Regions from separate parts of the Homo sapiens genome. Here region 1 is linked to region 2. A link is a loop called in an ENCODE intact Hi-C map of the cell type or tissue named here. Cell type or tissue: thyroid gland. All regions are shown on one strand. Links, peaks and the distances in the headings refer to the core of each region. The heading gives the core; the rest is flanking DNA.

What was found. A loop is a pair of places that touch in the nucleus more often than their neighbours do. Peaks named below come from ENCODE experiments on the same cell type or tissue, not always from the same donor. Only the 100,000 strongest peaks of a DNase experiment are listed, where the experiment ranks them.
Region 1: it touches region 2 in a loop (2.3-fold over the local background); 6 of 110 quality-filtered maps call a loop at or near these places.

What each region holds. Positions count from the first base shown.
Region 1 is chr11:78,652,026-78,659,939 of GRCh38, reverse strand. TENM4 (teneurin transmembrane protein 4) reads left to right here. Exons shown (of 34, transcript NM_001098816.3): 34 at 1,124-7,111. The coding sequence ends at 1,882. Among named protein-coding and RNA genes, the nearest start is that of NARS2, 81 kb to the right of the region's middle. In thyroid gland, for the core only: no CTCF peak of the experiment used is centred there; no DNase peak of the experiment used is centred there.
Region 2 is chr11:78,819,110-78,827,023 of GRCh38, reverse strand. All of the region lies in intron 12 of TENM4 (teneurin transmembrane protein 4), which reads left to right. Among named protein-coding and RNA genes, the nearest start is that of NARS2, 250 kb to the right of the region's middle. In thyroid gland, for the core only: no CTCF peak of the experiment used is centred there; DNase peaks (open chromatin) are centred at 1,393, 3,214 and 3,883; H3K27ac peaks cover 2,115 bases.

The sequences.
Region 1 (7,914 bases), core at 1,821-6,820, 170 kb after region 2:
CAGGGTTCTATTAATTATAAAGAGGACTTAATTTCAGTGAGAAGCCGATAGGCCTGTTGCTAAAGCCATTTCCCTAACTTGCTGATAAGGCCCTGGAGCCTTCCTGAGTGTGGCTTCTCCAAGCTCTGTGAGCCACAGAAGGGACAGGTAGATGATACGCCAAGTTGGCAGGGCCCGACCTGTCCCCTAAAGCAGCCAAGAGTAGGGGCACCCCAGGAGCCCCAAGGAAGCACGGTGGGGCAGAGGCCTTCCTTAGAAATCAGATGTAAATGCAGTGGAGAGCAGTGAAGCAGGGTGGGAGGGTTAATAACAGTCACTGCCTCTCACCATGTTATGCCTTCCTGCCAAGAATGCATTTCTTGCCAATCCTCCATCTGACGGCATCCCACCACCCCCACCCATCCTTCAGGTCCCAACTCAAGCCTGAGCCTGTCCTCAAACCCCACCTCCTCCACCTTCAAGCCAAGATTCTTCTCAGCTTTGTTTGCTCCTTCCTTCTCCAGCAGCCCTTGAAACTGAACCTCTAGAATTGGACAGACCTGGGCTTGCAGGTTGACTTGTTATTAGTTGTATGACTGTGAGCCAGTGACAACCTCTTTGAGCCTTGGTTTCCTTAGACATGAAATTGGAATAATGACAGCACCTACCGTATAAGGTGATTGTGAAGATCACTGAGATAATGAGTGGTAATTATTTGGCTGAAACATCAAGAAATGTTAGCTATGGCTATTACTAGTTCCTCTCTTAGGCCACCAGTGATCACATTTGATTGCAATTATTGTTGTCATATCTGTCTTTCCCAACTAAATGATGAGTTCTTTAAGAGCAAGGATGATGTCTGATTCATTTTTCTGTCACCAGTGCTCACAAAACGACCTGGCACAGATTAGATACCCCCTGAACAGTTTCTAAATGGAAGGGTGGGTGGATGGATGGATGAAGGTCAGCAGATGTTCTGACCTTCTGGCGACCACCTGGATGTTCTGGTGGTCAGCGGTAGAGCTACATGCCGCAGGTTAATAAATATGTGTGGTTTTGACTTCATTATTTAAGCTGATTCTCCAGGTTCTCAGGGTTTTTTCCCCTTTGTCTTACTCTCTCTCTCACTCTCCTCCCCCATCAGTCTATCCTCGGGGTACAGTGTGAAGTACAGAAGCAGCTCAAGGCCTTTGTCACCTTAGAACGGTTTGACCAGCTCTATGGCTCCACAATCACCAGCTGCCAGCAGGCTCCAAAGACCAAGAAGTTTGCATCCAGCGGCTCAGTCTTTGGCAAGGGGGTCAAGTTTGCCTTGAAGGATGGCCGAGTGACCACAGACATCATCAGTGTGGCCAATGAGGATGGGCGAAGGGTTGCTGCCATCTTGAACCATGCCCACTACCTAGAGAACCTGCACTTCACCATTGATGGGGTGGATACCCATTACTTTGTGAAACCAGGACCTTCAGAAGGTGACCTGGCCATCCTGGGCCTCAGTGGGGGGCGGCGAACCCTGGAGAATGGGGTCAACGTCACTGTGTCCCAGATCAACACAGTACTTAATGGCAGGACTAGACGCTACACAGACATCCAGCTCCAGTACGGGGCACTGTGCTTGAACACACGCTACGGGACAACGTTGGATGAGGAGAAGGCACGGGTCCTGGAGCTGGCCCGGCAGAGAGCCGTGCGCCAAGCGTGGGCCCGCGAGCAGCAGAGACTGCGGGAAGGGGAGGAAGGCCTGCGGGCCTGGACAGAGGGGGAGAAGCAGCAGGTGCTGAGCACAGGGCGGGTGCAAGGCTACGACGGCTTTTTCGTGATCTCTGTCGAGCAGTACCCAGAACTGTCAGACAGCGCCAACAACATCCACTTCATGAGACAGAGCGAGATGGGCCGGAGGTGACAGAGAGGACCAAGGACTTCTTGCCAAAGACAGCTACTCTTTTGTGGCCGCATACCTGACTGTGTTGTACTTTTAAAAAAATGATTTTTTAACAAGTGCAGAAACAAAAAGATACTGGTTGCATTGTAACTCATGCAACATCCTTTTTTTTAGAAAAGAAAAACACAGATTTGGCCTTCGCACATTTTTTGCAAAGAACAGAAGGTATTTTTTTCTGTAGTGTGATCACAATGAAAACTTTATTGTCTTTTGTTCCCTTTTTCCTTGAGGATTTTTCCCTTGTCGTTTGGGGTATGTATCTCCTCTCTGAGATGCATCTCCTGGGGTGTGTCCTCGTCTGTCCCTAGGTACCCAGTGTGATGTGGGACATGAATGTCTGTGCTAACTTGTCTCATGTGCAACCCTTTCTTCTTCGACTGGGGTCGGGCAGGAGTAAAGGGAGTGATGGGCCAGTACAACACCCCTTCCAAGGGGGCCTGGGAGGAGGGTCTGTAGGACCTGAGGCTCCTTGGCAGGGCTCCTGCAGAAGAGTGGTGGATTTCTTCTCACCTTGTTCTCTGCCTCCAGAGGATCATAGATGGCTTCATCTTGCTCCAGGGAATTTCATGGTGTTGTTCAGCACCTTTTTTAAGCTGCCCCAAACTCCTGTTCAAGCTTTCTATTTTGATGCTGAATGAAACCCCCTACCACTTTTGCAAATCCTGTGTAGTTGTCGGTGCCACCCCCATGCTGGGATAGAGAAAGTGTCTCCCAGGTCCTTTCCCCCAGACCAGTGACATAACATCCTGGGCTCAGAGTCCCATCCTCCCGGGAGGGAAAGCACCCAGGATGCCTGTGATTGGTTGGTCCTCCATGATGTTCCTGTTCATCTCCTCCTTTCTCCCAAAGCCAGATGTGAGAACGAGCACTGCACAGCAAGCCTTCAATGTGGGCACCATGTCCACAGAACAGAAGGCCACCCATGGCAAAGGCATGGCAGTGGTGGCGAGGGCACCAGCCTGCCTTCCGAGGCAAAGCCCTCTCTCTATGACTTTGAGTATCTTCCCTCCACCACTCAGCCGCCACCACTGAGACGTAGGAATGTGGAGGGAGGTGCTTGGTGGCCTTTGATTCTGGAAAAATGCTTAACAAAAAAAGCCAGCCAAAGAGAGGAAGGCATAAGCTAAGCATCCTTCTAACCAGTTCCCAAAGTCCCATCTGCCTCCATGTACCAGCTGATCGCAGAGCTGGACTGGGGCAGGCTGGGCTTCCAGGAAATTCCTGAAGTTCTGAAACAGCTTCCCCTCTAGAGAAGCCCACCCAATGTGTTTTTTAGTGACAGGAAGAAAGGAGGGAAGAGCTGATGTGGTGTGGCCTGCCCATATCATACAACCCCACCAGGAGCAGGGCAGTTCCCAAGGTGGGTGCCCGTAGATCTGGGAGGCCAGGCTGGCATGATTCCTGTGAAGAACTGTGCCTGTGTCGTCAGGGAGAGGCCTGAGCCCTCTCAGAAGCAGGGACAGCCCACACCTGAAGAGCACGCCCAAGCTGAGGCAGCAGCCAGCAGGCTGGGGGAGCAGTGAGGGCAGGGGGAGTCACAGCCAGAGCTGGGAGCCCCTTGTTCAAGGATTCCATTCCTGGTTCATCCGCCTAATTACCATTGTCATTACCACTCACAGGAGGCTCTGGGAGATGGGAGGGGAAGCCAAATGCTTCCTTTTAAGCTGGGCTTCTTAGAAAATGGAACTTTTATGGGTTACATTTACATTAAGTGTGGAAAATGAATTCTGAGTCTGAGCTATTCCCCGTGGAAACCTTGTTGGACTGATAAGCTCATGGCACCTCTATAGCCTTACTCACATAGTCTTCAGAATATTACACAAGTTAATGAAACTGAGAAGGTCTGACTGCATGAGGATCGGAGCAGCATGTAGTCTGGGTTCTGCCTGGCAGAGGGAGGCAACCAAAACTTCTTGGGGAGAGGAGATTTCGCCTTAACGTCATCCCACTGGGATTAGAGGATGTGTTTCGCTAAGTGCTCTTCCTGTTTCCAAAAAAAAAGCCACCCTGCTGCAGCAGTGCGCTTTGGCCTGCTTGTCCACTGGTTGCCCATTGCCCCTGGATCCAGAGCTCTACTGAGTCAGATACAGTGCTCTGCAGGCCTGCTGTGGGAGGCATGAGCTGGAGATGGGGGCTCCCATCTGGCAGGATCATTCTTGGATGAGATGGAAAACAGTTTGGCCTGAAGAACACAAGTTTTGTCCTCCAGAAGGGACTTACGCCTCTCAAAATGTACTCTTCATACCAAGGGCCCTTGGGCAAAGTGCTCCTGCCCAGTTGATCAGTCCCATCCTGGCTGCCTGACATCAGTGAAGACCTGCTGGGGATGTCTGCTCAGAGGTCAGGAACGGCATGCGGTCCACAGGAACCAGCTCCCTACGCTTCCCCCACGCCCTGTCCCTCCTCCACAGCCCCCTCCCCAAAGGAATAGGGTGGACTTTTAGGGATCAAAAACAGAATTATTGGGTGTTTCATTTATTTTTTTCTTTCTTTCTTTTTTTTTTCATAGAGATGGGGTCTCACTATGTTGCCCAGGCTGTTCTCAAACTCCTGGCCTCAGGCGATCCACCTTGGCCTCCTGAAGTGCTGGGGTTACAGGTGTGAGCCACTGCGCCTGGACTGAGTGTTTGTTTCTTTAAAGGATCTTATATTTTTCCTGTGCTACATACCACCACAGCAGCCCAGCTTCTGTGGGGAGAGAAGTTGAAGGATCCCGAAGCTTTAGAAAAAGGATCTCAGCTGTGGCACAGGCAGTGTTATGCGCCTCACTGCCACATTGGTGCTGTTGTATTGAAGGTGGTGCTTCTGGCCTTGGCCCTTTTGAGTTGGTTTCCATTTGGGCTGCAGGTGACTCAGTGACTCCCTCCTCAAGCTGTCCTCCTGCTAAGACCAGCAGTCACAAACCCATGGCAAGGGTGAGTGTGAAGGCCTAACCCTGTGCCTATGTAATAGGCTCCAAGCATCGACTCCCATCCTGAGAGGACCGGCCCTTTTGACACTCACCAACCAAATCTGTTCATTCGATAGAGTGACCAGGCCTCCCTCACCTGCCCAGGTGTATGATCCTACAGTTCCTGCCTTCTCTCCTACCCCGCACAGCTGCCAACTGGTCCTACATCCTCAGCCCCTCTGCCACCACCTTAAATAGGACTTTACTGATTCCCCAACTTTGTTTTTTTGTAGGATGAGATTTCCTTTTTATCCCACCCCCCCACACCCCAAACAGACATTGCTGGAGGGCAGACTGGAGGAAGGGGAAGGCATGCAGGTAAATTACTGCCTTGTCAGCCTCTGACCCTCATCTCTCAGAATTGTTGGCTGAGAATTAACCCAAGGACCACACCAGTGCCTGATTTCTACTTAGGGAGAGAGGATTGGAAACGATCCCTAAGAAACTGACTGAGGGTGAGAATGGCCAGGAGGTGTGTGTCCAAATAACCAGGAGGGGGCACAGAAGATGATGGCAAGGCAGACTGGGCAGTGTTTTGTAGACACAGAACAAAGAATCAGAATTTGAAAAAAGAAGAAAAACAAATCTTCGCAGCTGCAACTTTAAAGTATCACCTTTATAGATGGCAGGGATTTCCATTATGCAAATGGAATCTAAGATTTCAATGTGAAATCTTAGAATGCAGTTTTACCACTTGCAGTCTTGTATTTGTGGTGGCCATGTGGTGAGGGCGGTGATGCTGAGCTTTCTGCCCAGGAGGAATGAGCTTTCAAGCTCTCAGCAGGGTGTCAGGCTTGGGGATTTGAGCATCCACTGCTCAAAGTCCAGGCTATTCTCCAGTCCTCACGGCAGCCACTAAGCCCAGGAGCCAGACCTGGCCCGGGGACACATCTCCTGAGGGATCCCAGAAAGAACCCAGTCTTTCCTTTCCCTTGGGGTCCTTGTTAGAATGAAAACCTCTCTATTTAAGGCACATCATTCCCAGCTAGGTTTATACACTTGTCTATATTTTACTGGAGGAAAGGGAATTAAAAAAGAACTCTGCAGTTCAAGGCCCTTTCATTTAACCTTCCAAAAACAGCAAACTCATTTTAAAGACTCATTGCTGAGGTGATAGAGAGAAACCTTATCCTCTCCAACCTTCACATTCACAAAAACCATCCTTGTGTACTTGACTGCCCTAGACAGTGGTGACTCTTAGGTTTCATTACGAATGTGGAATATCAGAGTGTGGGAAGGCCCAGGCGAGGGCCAATGTTGTGTTTCTTACCCCCTCTGGAATGCCAAAGGCAAGGTACTAGGTGACCTCCTGGTCCCCAAGAAAATGTGATTTATTCTGAGGGCGAACAGCCAAGGGAGGACTAGTCTGGAGCACGCTCGGCCGTCCTGGCAGGAGCTGAGCCTCAGGTGTCTGGCGGTGCCCCAGCAGCCCTGGATTCACCCAACACCAGAATCCCACTTTTCTAAATCCACCTGTTGTTCTGAGCACCTCTGAACCCGCAGCTTCGGCAAAAGGAGTCTGTACCAAGCTGCTTCTGGATGACCAACACTGGAGACTCTGGCCTTACCATGTGGAAATCATTTTCCTGAAGTCTGGAACTAATTTTGAGAAGTTTTTTTCTCAACACTTTTGTGTTTCTAACACTGTATCTTGACTGTGTAAATACCAACAAGGCTGTAAATAAATGCAGATGTAGATACCTTCTAGAAAAAAAAAAGCATAAAAACAAAACCAGAAGTGATCCCGTGTAGCCTTCGTTGACAAATAAAGACTATTTTGTGTTTACAGGTGTCTGGTGGCCTTTGCTTGGAGATAAAGGCTTCCTCTTGCCTGTCCCAGCCCCCGAGCCATCCTGGGTTTGCACTTCCCTGCTGGCTGCTATCAGGATGACCTGGGAGAGGACTCAGTCCTAGGCCCCAGGGTCCCTCTAAATCCCTCCAGGCTGCAGCTCTGTCAAGAGGGATGTCCAGAGGGTCTCTAAGACCCTGAAGCTTGACTTTGCAATTGCATGACAGGAATAAATATCACAGCTCCTCTGACATCACTAGTGCAGCGTGGCTCCCCATCCCACTGCTGCCCTCGTTCAGGGACAGGCTGAAGGGGCCAACGAACCCAACCCTCCCAGAGGAGGGAGCCTTGCTCCACCACTGGGCACACAGAGTCATCCACCATGCCACTGCCTTCCACAAGGGATGTGAGCCGTTGCACTTTAAAAATAAATGACTGTATATTCATCATACAAATAATTGTAACTACATAATACACCTTGGGAAATGAGAAAGGAAGAAAATTCCTTCGGGCTTTCCCCGCCTCTGTGTGTTCTTAATGTTGTTGTTTTTTATCTAAGGTGTTGTCATCACAGCATACGGGTAATTTTTCACCCTGCTTTTCTCACTTAACCTCATGTTGAACCTATCAGCCCTAGGAGTCAGGGACAACAGCTGGTCTCTTGAAAGAGTACACGTGCTAAGCCCAGCTCCCTGGTGTGAATGGCAAACCTTATGAAAATTCAAATAATTGTCCTTTGAGGACAGGAATTAGAATAGAAGTCCTCATCTCTCGCCCATCAGCCTCAGGACTGGTCACCACCAGGTCCTCAGGGAAGGAGCCGCAAGCTTTGGGGCTCTTCCTTCCACCCAGGCCCCTGTGGGTTTTCCAGGCCTTGCTGCCCAGACCATTGCACGTTGGTGGGTCAGTGGTCCCAATAGGCACTGACAATCTCGCTCTGGGAATCAAGCCAAATTTGGTGCAGAATGCAGCTCTAGTACTGTGTGATCTTTGGCAAGTCATTTAACCCCTCTAAGCTTTGGATTTTCCATCTATGCTGAGATTATGGTGATATAGACCCCCCACCACCACCCCCAGTCACTGCTTAGAGCACTTGAAAGAACATGCGAGTAATGTAGCCCATGACTCAGAACACAGCAGACTTTCCCCAGTGCCCAATATGAGTTGTCCCCGTCACACCTCCCTCCCCCACCAGCCCACCCCACCTTCCAAAGTCTAGTACTGTTTCCACTACACCAGTGGTTCTCGAACTTT
Region 2 (7,914 bases), core at 921-5,920:
CAACAGCATAAAAGCAGTACCCAAATAAGTGACTTTTAGAAAACACTGCTCCAGGCCTGGGTGGTATACTCGGATGCCTAGAAACCAGGCAGGTGACATTAGTGCAGGAAGCTACAGAGATGGCCTGTGGCTGATCATAGGGTCTGGGCCTGCCCTAAATGAGAAGAGATTATTCCCATGTTGGATCTTCCAATTTAAAAACTTTTTTTTTGTATTTAACAAGTTCTAAGTATCGAAATAGATATATGAAAGCCAACATGAAGATTTTTCTTTGACCTCATTTTTAAAAAGTTCTGGCAACTAATTCAAATTTTTGAAAACACTACATAAACAGAAGTGTCCATAGGGCTCCTGTTTGTAATATCTACTCCAGATGATAAGGGACAGTAACCCTATGGAAGGCTACTGCCCCTTATCATCTGGAGTAGACATCACAAAGGGGCAGGCCTGGAGACAGAAGTCCACTTAGAATGCTGATGCAGCAGTCCAGGCCATGAGTAACATGGCCTGGATATTTCCATTTTCCAGGTACAGTCCAAGCCAACATAGAGGTTTTTACCTGTAAGTCTCTAGGTTATCTTTATATAGTTTTGTGCATTTTCATATCTGACTATGCTGACTTAAAAGGGAGGAGACCGGCCGAGCATGGTGGCTCACACCTGTAATCCCAACACTTTGGGAGGCCAAGGAGGGTGGATCACCTAAGGTCAGGAGTTCAAGACCAGCCTGACCAACATGGTGAAACACCGTCTCTATTAAATACAAAAAATTAGCCAGGCGTGGTGGCACATGCCTGTAATCCCAGCTACTTGGGAGGCTGAGGCAGGAGACTCTCTTGAACCCTGGAGGCAGAGGTTGCAGTGAGCCAACATTGTGTCACTGCACTCCAGCCTGGGCAACAAGAGCAAAACTCCGTCTCAAAAAAAAAAAAAAAAAAAAAAAAAAAAGGAGGGGGATTTGGTTTTCTATTTGGTTTGTAAGTAGTAGAGAGCTTGGTGACAAGCCTGGATAAATGATTGGAGACTAATTAGCAGCTCCCCACACCCCACTTCCTCAGAACCTGTTTCTTTTCCTGCATTGTCTGTCATCACAGAAGAATTCAACACAAAGTGATGCTCATTAGATGGAACTCTCTAGCCAGCAGCTGAGTTGAGTGTTTTACACTGATTTCTTAAGTAATTTGTCCCAGAGACAGACTTGACATGAAGTTGGCATTATGATCAGCCGGTCACTGTGTGGGAGCAGCAAAAATGATTATTCTGGATCTGGCTCTTACTCTTACTTGACCTCCATCTTGCCCAGAACTGCTTTGCATTTCAAAAGCCTGTATATTCTTTAAGAGCTATTCAAATACTACCTCCTGGAGGACCAAGCCCTCCTCTTTGGAACTGGTCCACAAGCTCTTTTGCATTCTTGGGTAGTTTAGATCTTTCTGCCCCCTCTGGCTTGTTTTTTACAGACTTGTGTGTAAAGTCTGTCTTTCTTCCAGACGAGCGGTTCTCAAAGCCCCAGCCCAAGGATATTATCATCACCAGAGACCCTACCCCAGACCTATTAAATTGGAAACTCTGGTGGGTAGGGCCCAGCAATCCATGTTTTAACAAGCTTTCAGATGGCTGACAAGGATAAAGTTTGAAAATCACAGAGCTTATACAGGAGTAAACTAATATTTCCTGAGTATCTTTTATGTACCAGGTGCATATATATGGTGGTTTTATTTTTCACAACTGTGTAAGGCAAATAGTTTTCTCATTTCACTAATAAGTAAACTGAGACTCAGATACAGTGACTTCTCCAAATCACACCCTCAGAAGTCACACGGTTGGAATTCAGACCTAGACCGGTGTAGTGACTCTAAAGGCTAAAGCCTTCCCAGTGCTCCTCGAGAATAAGGACTATGCTTTGGATCCTCCCTCCTGACAGCTTTAACACAGTGGAGTCAATAGAGACTTGATCAACAAATCAATATTTTTGTCCAAGTGTGATACATTTGCGAGTGGCTGGAGCAGCATTTTGATTTTTGAATACTGGTAGGCATGTTTGAAAACCAGAGTTTCAGTTAACAAAGCCAAAATAGATACCAGTTGGAATGTACTGGCCCTGGCAGCATCCTCTGCAGTAGTCCTGACTCTATAATTGACTAATCTACAGGCAAAAGGAATGGGATCAGCATGTGATATAGTTTAGATGTGTGTCCCCATCCAAATTTCATATTGAAATGTAATCCCCTGGTGGCCCACGCCTGTAATCCTAACACTTTGGGAGGCCAAGGTGGGTGGATTGCCTGAGCTCAGGAGTTCGAGACTAGCCTGGGCAACATTGGTGAAACCCCATCTCTACTAAAAATACAAAAAATTAGTCGGACGTGGTGGTGTGCGCCTGTAGTCCCAGCTACTTGGGAGGCTGAGGCAGGAGAATTGCTTGAAACCGGGAGGCGGAGGTTGCAGTGAGCCGAGATCGTGCCACTGCACTCCAGCCTGGGCAACAGAGCAAGACTCCACCTCCAAAAAAAAAAAAAAAGAAAGAAAGAAATGCAATCCCCAATGTAGGGGGTGATTAGATCATGGGAGGAGATTTCTGAAAAGGGAGTGTGTACTATCCCCCTCGGTACTGTCCTCATGATAGTGAGTTCTCCCGAGATCTGGTCATTTTAAAGGGTGTAGCACCTACCCCCACTCGCTTTTGTGCTCTTGCTCCATGTGATATGCAGGCTCCCACTTCACCTTCCACCATGCCTCTAAGCTTCCAGTGGTCTCCCCAGAAGCAGATGCCGGTGTTATGCTTCCTGTACAGCCTGCAGAACCATGAGCCGTTTAAGCCTCTTTTCTTATAAATTACCCAGTCTCCAGTATTTCTTTATAGCAACATGAGGACAGACTAATACAGCATGCTTTTATTTTTTTAACCGGATTGGCAGTTGTGGTATGGTAGAAGAATCCCTAGGTTAGGTAGGAGTAGAAATCCAGATTTTGATACTGGCCCTGTCACTTATTAGCGGCATCAACTTAGGCAAGTATCTGTGCCTTCATGTTCTCATCTACGAAATGGGAAAGAACACTTTCCCTTCCTACATACGGAACTGTTGTAGGAATGAAATAAAACTGTATGTGGAAATACTTGAAAAACAAAAAGTTCTGCACTTATCAGCTATTATCAAAGCCTCCAAGCTATGAAGTAGATCCTGGTGACGTGCCAAGGTAAATTAGTTTTTTCCGTTGCAAGGGGCAAAACACAAGCAATCTCAAGGAAAAGCTGATGTGGCAATGAAGTCGTTTCTAAAACATTCCTATTGCTGGGGACGAAAATAGGCACCGAGAAGCTTCTAGGAATCCGGGCAGCTCAGGGGCCTTTCATTCATTCATTCTCTTCCTTCATGGGCTTCACTGCTGGTCTTGCTGCAGTGTTCCCGCCTCTTTCCAGGCTTCAGCTCCATTCATGAGCTTTCTCTCCTCACTCAGGACTGCTTCCTCTTCACTTTGGTTCCACCTTGACCTTAAGGACCTCACCAGCCCGTCTCTTCCTATCACACCCCTTGGCTCCTGCTCCTGAATGCTAAGTTCCCTGGGTACATTTTAGTTCAAATACTAGAGAACGGGCTCTTATTGGCCCGGAACCTCTGCCCAGTGGGCTGTGTCACAGAGCACCGTTCAGCCTGTGCCTGAGCTTGGCTTGGGTCAGGTGCTCAGCCGGGTCCAATCAGCTGTGGGCAGTGGGAACGGGGCGAGGTGTTGTCTCTTGCACCTGGGCCACCGCTGGGCAGGCGCTGAGGCCGGGGCATTGCACTGGAGCTGCTGTGGGTTAAGGGTGGAGGGAAGACGAGGCATTTCCCGGGAGCGCTCGCCTCTCCTCAGAAGGGCCTAGTGCTCTTGAAGAGCGCGGCACTTGGCTGTCTCCCCAGTACTTGGTGTGTGTCTCAGTGATCTCTCTGGCACGTGCTCACGGGGCACCGCTGGGAGACGCAGCAGAACAAGAGCCCAGAGTGTGGCACTGGCATCCGAGAGCGCTGCTGCCAACAGCCAGGAAGGAGGCTAACCTCGGGGCCGCTTGAGGCTCCCATCAAGGGATGGATGATAATGCGATACTGTTATCTCAGGAACCGCAGGGAGGGTTAAAAAGTTAAGGTAGCTCCTGAAATGAGCAAACGTCTCCCCCTCTGCCCTCTGCCCGGCCACGAACATGATGACTTCTTCTTAATTTTAACTTACAGTTTGTATTGGTTGAAGTAATAAAATGTAAATCAGCCCTTAGTTCCTATTTCTTGTCTATTGTTTTTCTTTTTTTAAAAAAAAAATTTTATCTTAAGTTCCAGGGTACATGTGCATGACGTGCAGGTTTGTTACATAGGTAAACGTGTGCCATGGTGGTTTGCTGCGCCTATCAACCTGTCATCTAGATATTAAGCCCCACATGCCTTAACTATTTATCCTGATACTCTCCCTCTACCCACCCCACAACAGGCCCCAGTGTGTGTTGTTCACGTTCCTGTATCCATGTGTTCTCATGGAACATGACGATTCTTTTCTCAGCTTTTTCATCTATATGTATCATTTTCTAAGTCCTGACAATTCAGGTTGATTCATCAGATCACAGGAGGTTAGACCTGACCAATCACTAAAGCCATCCACTTCACTGGAACACTTCCTGAGCTAGAGTGGATTCTTAGTAAATATTTACTGAATAAATTTTATAAATTTTGTAGATGAAAAGAAAGGCCCTGAGGAGGAAAGAATTTGATCAGTGTCACTTAACAAGTGGATGGCAGGAGTAGGACTAGAACCCAAGTTTCTTGAGACAGTCCAAGCAAGTTCCTTTACACCATGACTCACAGAGTCATAAGATTTCAGGCTTGGAAGATGTCATACGCTTCATCTTTAATACCCCCTGCAGTATCCCCACTAGTCATTAATTTGCTCTCTCCTTGAATACATCCAGCGACTGAAAATATATGACTTTGTAGATCACCTAGGTCATTCGTTTTAGTCATTCAGCTAACAAACATTCATTACCTGCTTTGAGTCAGATATTATTTGCCAGAGATCCAGAGATGAATAACACATTTCCTGCCTTCAAGAAGTTTACAATATTTGGGCAGATACATACATGTAAACAGAACGTAACCCAATGTAGTAAGTAGTATTCAGCTCTGACTCTTAGAAAGTGAGTAAGTTGATTCTTCTTTTGAACCAAGTCTGTTTCCCAAGGACTATAGTCCTTATTCACTGGACCCTGGTCAACCTATTAGGGCCACAAAACAAAGTCCTTATTTCACCTGATTACGTTTCAGATATTTTTAAACAGATGTCATAACCCCCTTAGTAAGCTGAATTTTCAATTCCTTCAAGAATTCTTTATTTGAAATGTGGTTTCAAGTTCTTTAATCTTTCTGGTTGTTCTTCAGTGAACACGTTCTAGCTTAACTCATCAGTGTCTTAAACGTGGCTCCCAGATGTGAACTGCTGAACTCCAAATATGGTCTGAGAGTACAATGTGGAATTCAGCTTCGTATCACTGTTTATTCTAGGCATTGTAATAAAAAAATAGAGGCAAAGGAAACAGTATGTTTCTTGGCCACCAAACGCCTCTGGAACCTGATTATTGTGGCATCCCCACTTCTCTGACCTCTTTCCTCTATTTTCCCCTTGTATTCCTGCTTTGTTTATCAATACAATAAATATTATTGAGTTCTTGGTTTGTGTTTAGCAATCACAAGACTCTTTGGAGAACCAGACATAATGGCTGTGTTGAAGGAGTTCACAGTCTTATTGGTAAAATTTGGTTTGTCCCCAAAGAAATAATTAACAAATAGCCAAGACTGAATATAATAAGGAAACAATCTTTCTCCTAGACCTTTCCTTAGAGCTGGTCTTAATAGTGGTTGGTGGACTTCTGGATATGACTGAAAACAGATCTTCCAATTCAAATGTTGGCACAGAACTGGCTTCAAGCCCAGTCTGTCAGGGGCTTTGTCAAATTTTTGTCATTGCATTGACCTAGACTGTTGTAGACTGAAGGCCTTTGAATTCCATCGTCTGCAAAGAAAGCTGGGACATCCATAGGGACCGACACATCACAGGCCATGGAACAGCTTTCCAGCACCTGGCACCTGCCCAGTGCCAATCTAGAGTGCAATGGGAGAAAACTTCTTTCAGATGTTGGCAGGAGCCTGCTTGTGTTTGTGCTTCTGGGAGACAAGTTTAATTTGCTTTCACAGCGCTTTCCCCCAGGAGAAAATTTACTCAAACACCCTGCCTTCTTCACATTCAGAAGCATTGCTTGTTTGTTTTCCAGTTTTTACCATGGGGAGTTTCCATGTGTCTTGTGTGCCTATGTGTCTGTGGGTTTACCCCCCAGAAACCCACATTTCCTTGTTTGGATTCATTTGACCAAGTCAGATTGTTTTTTAATTCATAAATGGAAGACATGTGTGACCCTTCCTTAAAACCAAAATACCAGCTCTGCCAGGTCCTGGGCCAACCTCTTTACATGCACAGCATCACCCTATTTGGTCTTCAAAATAACTCTCTGAGGTGTGTGTTACTGTTCACCCCATTTCACAAATGAGGAAAGTAATGTATAGAGATGGCTTGTCCAAAGGCATCTAGCTAGTAAGGGTTCCAGAGCCCATACTCTGGTCCAGGCCAAATGCTGCAAACTTTGGCTGCATATAGGACAGGTTCACCTACCAGATTTTCCCCTATCAGCTGTGTGACCTTGAGAAGGTGACTTCATCTCCCATTCTCTATCTAAGACTGTAAAATGGTGACATAAGTACCTATGTCTCATAATTCTTATGAAGATTAAGTTAGAATATATGATTTGCTTTTCGCAGTTCCATTTCAGGGAATGAGAGGGTCTCTGTTGGACTCTTCCTTCAACCTTGAGTTGCTGTAGAATTAAATCCCAGCTATGCTATCTAGTTTCCATTTCTTCTTTTTGGTTGCTAATAATAAATCCAGCCCTTCTATTTCAGGAGCAAAGGGGATGAAATAGGTGTAACCTGAAGTATAAATGTCACCAGCTGCAGTCAAAGTGATATATCCAGGTGGCCATCCTGGAGTTCAAGCTCCTTCTTGCCTGTAGCATTATCATCCATCCTCCTCTGGGGAAGCCAGGAGGAGTCAGAAGGTAGATCTCTGGCAATGGGTATACCTTGGTACTTCAACCAGGTGTTCCCAAAGAGTTCCTGACAACCACTTTTATAATTTAAGGAGACAACAAAAACAGAAGGAGATATTAGTAGTAAATGCAGGCTTCTATTAGCCTGGACATATCACAAGGGAACAAGACATACAGGAGCTTCTGGGAGGGAGGGATAAAGTGTGGGGTGAGCAGAAAGGAGAGAATGAGAGTGTCGAGTGGGCCTTGACCTCATTCACAAAGCTGGTTCCTTCTGTCTTTGATGCTGGAGTCCGGCATCAAGCTCGCACGTCCACAGAGGTTTGCCCACTCAGAGCAAGGCAAGAGGCAGGTATGCCCATGCCATGGTGAGCTGACAGAGGAGAAAAGCTGCCTTCCCTTTACTGATATTACTGCCCCTGTGAGACAGTTAAGGAGGCAATTGGGCTGTCCAGGTAGTCCTCCTAATAGGATTTTCTTCTGTGGTCTCTCCTTGTTTCCTACAAAATGAGGCTTCAGGATTTTAGAAAGGAAAACCAGAAGGATGCAAATGAGGGCAGACTTTCCTCAACATCAACCCTGGACTCAGGAGAACTTAGTTATCAGCTGTGATCATCTTTCACCTTGACATAGCTGCGCTAATGATTTGTTTCTGAAAACAAATCAGGAGTAGTGAACAGTCAAAACGGGCACCGCAGTGGGTTCCCTGAGGCCTCTGTGGGTTCCTGACTCTCATGTCTCCACTGGGAAGAAGCACTGTTGTCTTTTCTTCCTTCTGCAGTTGCCCCTTTGTATTTC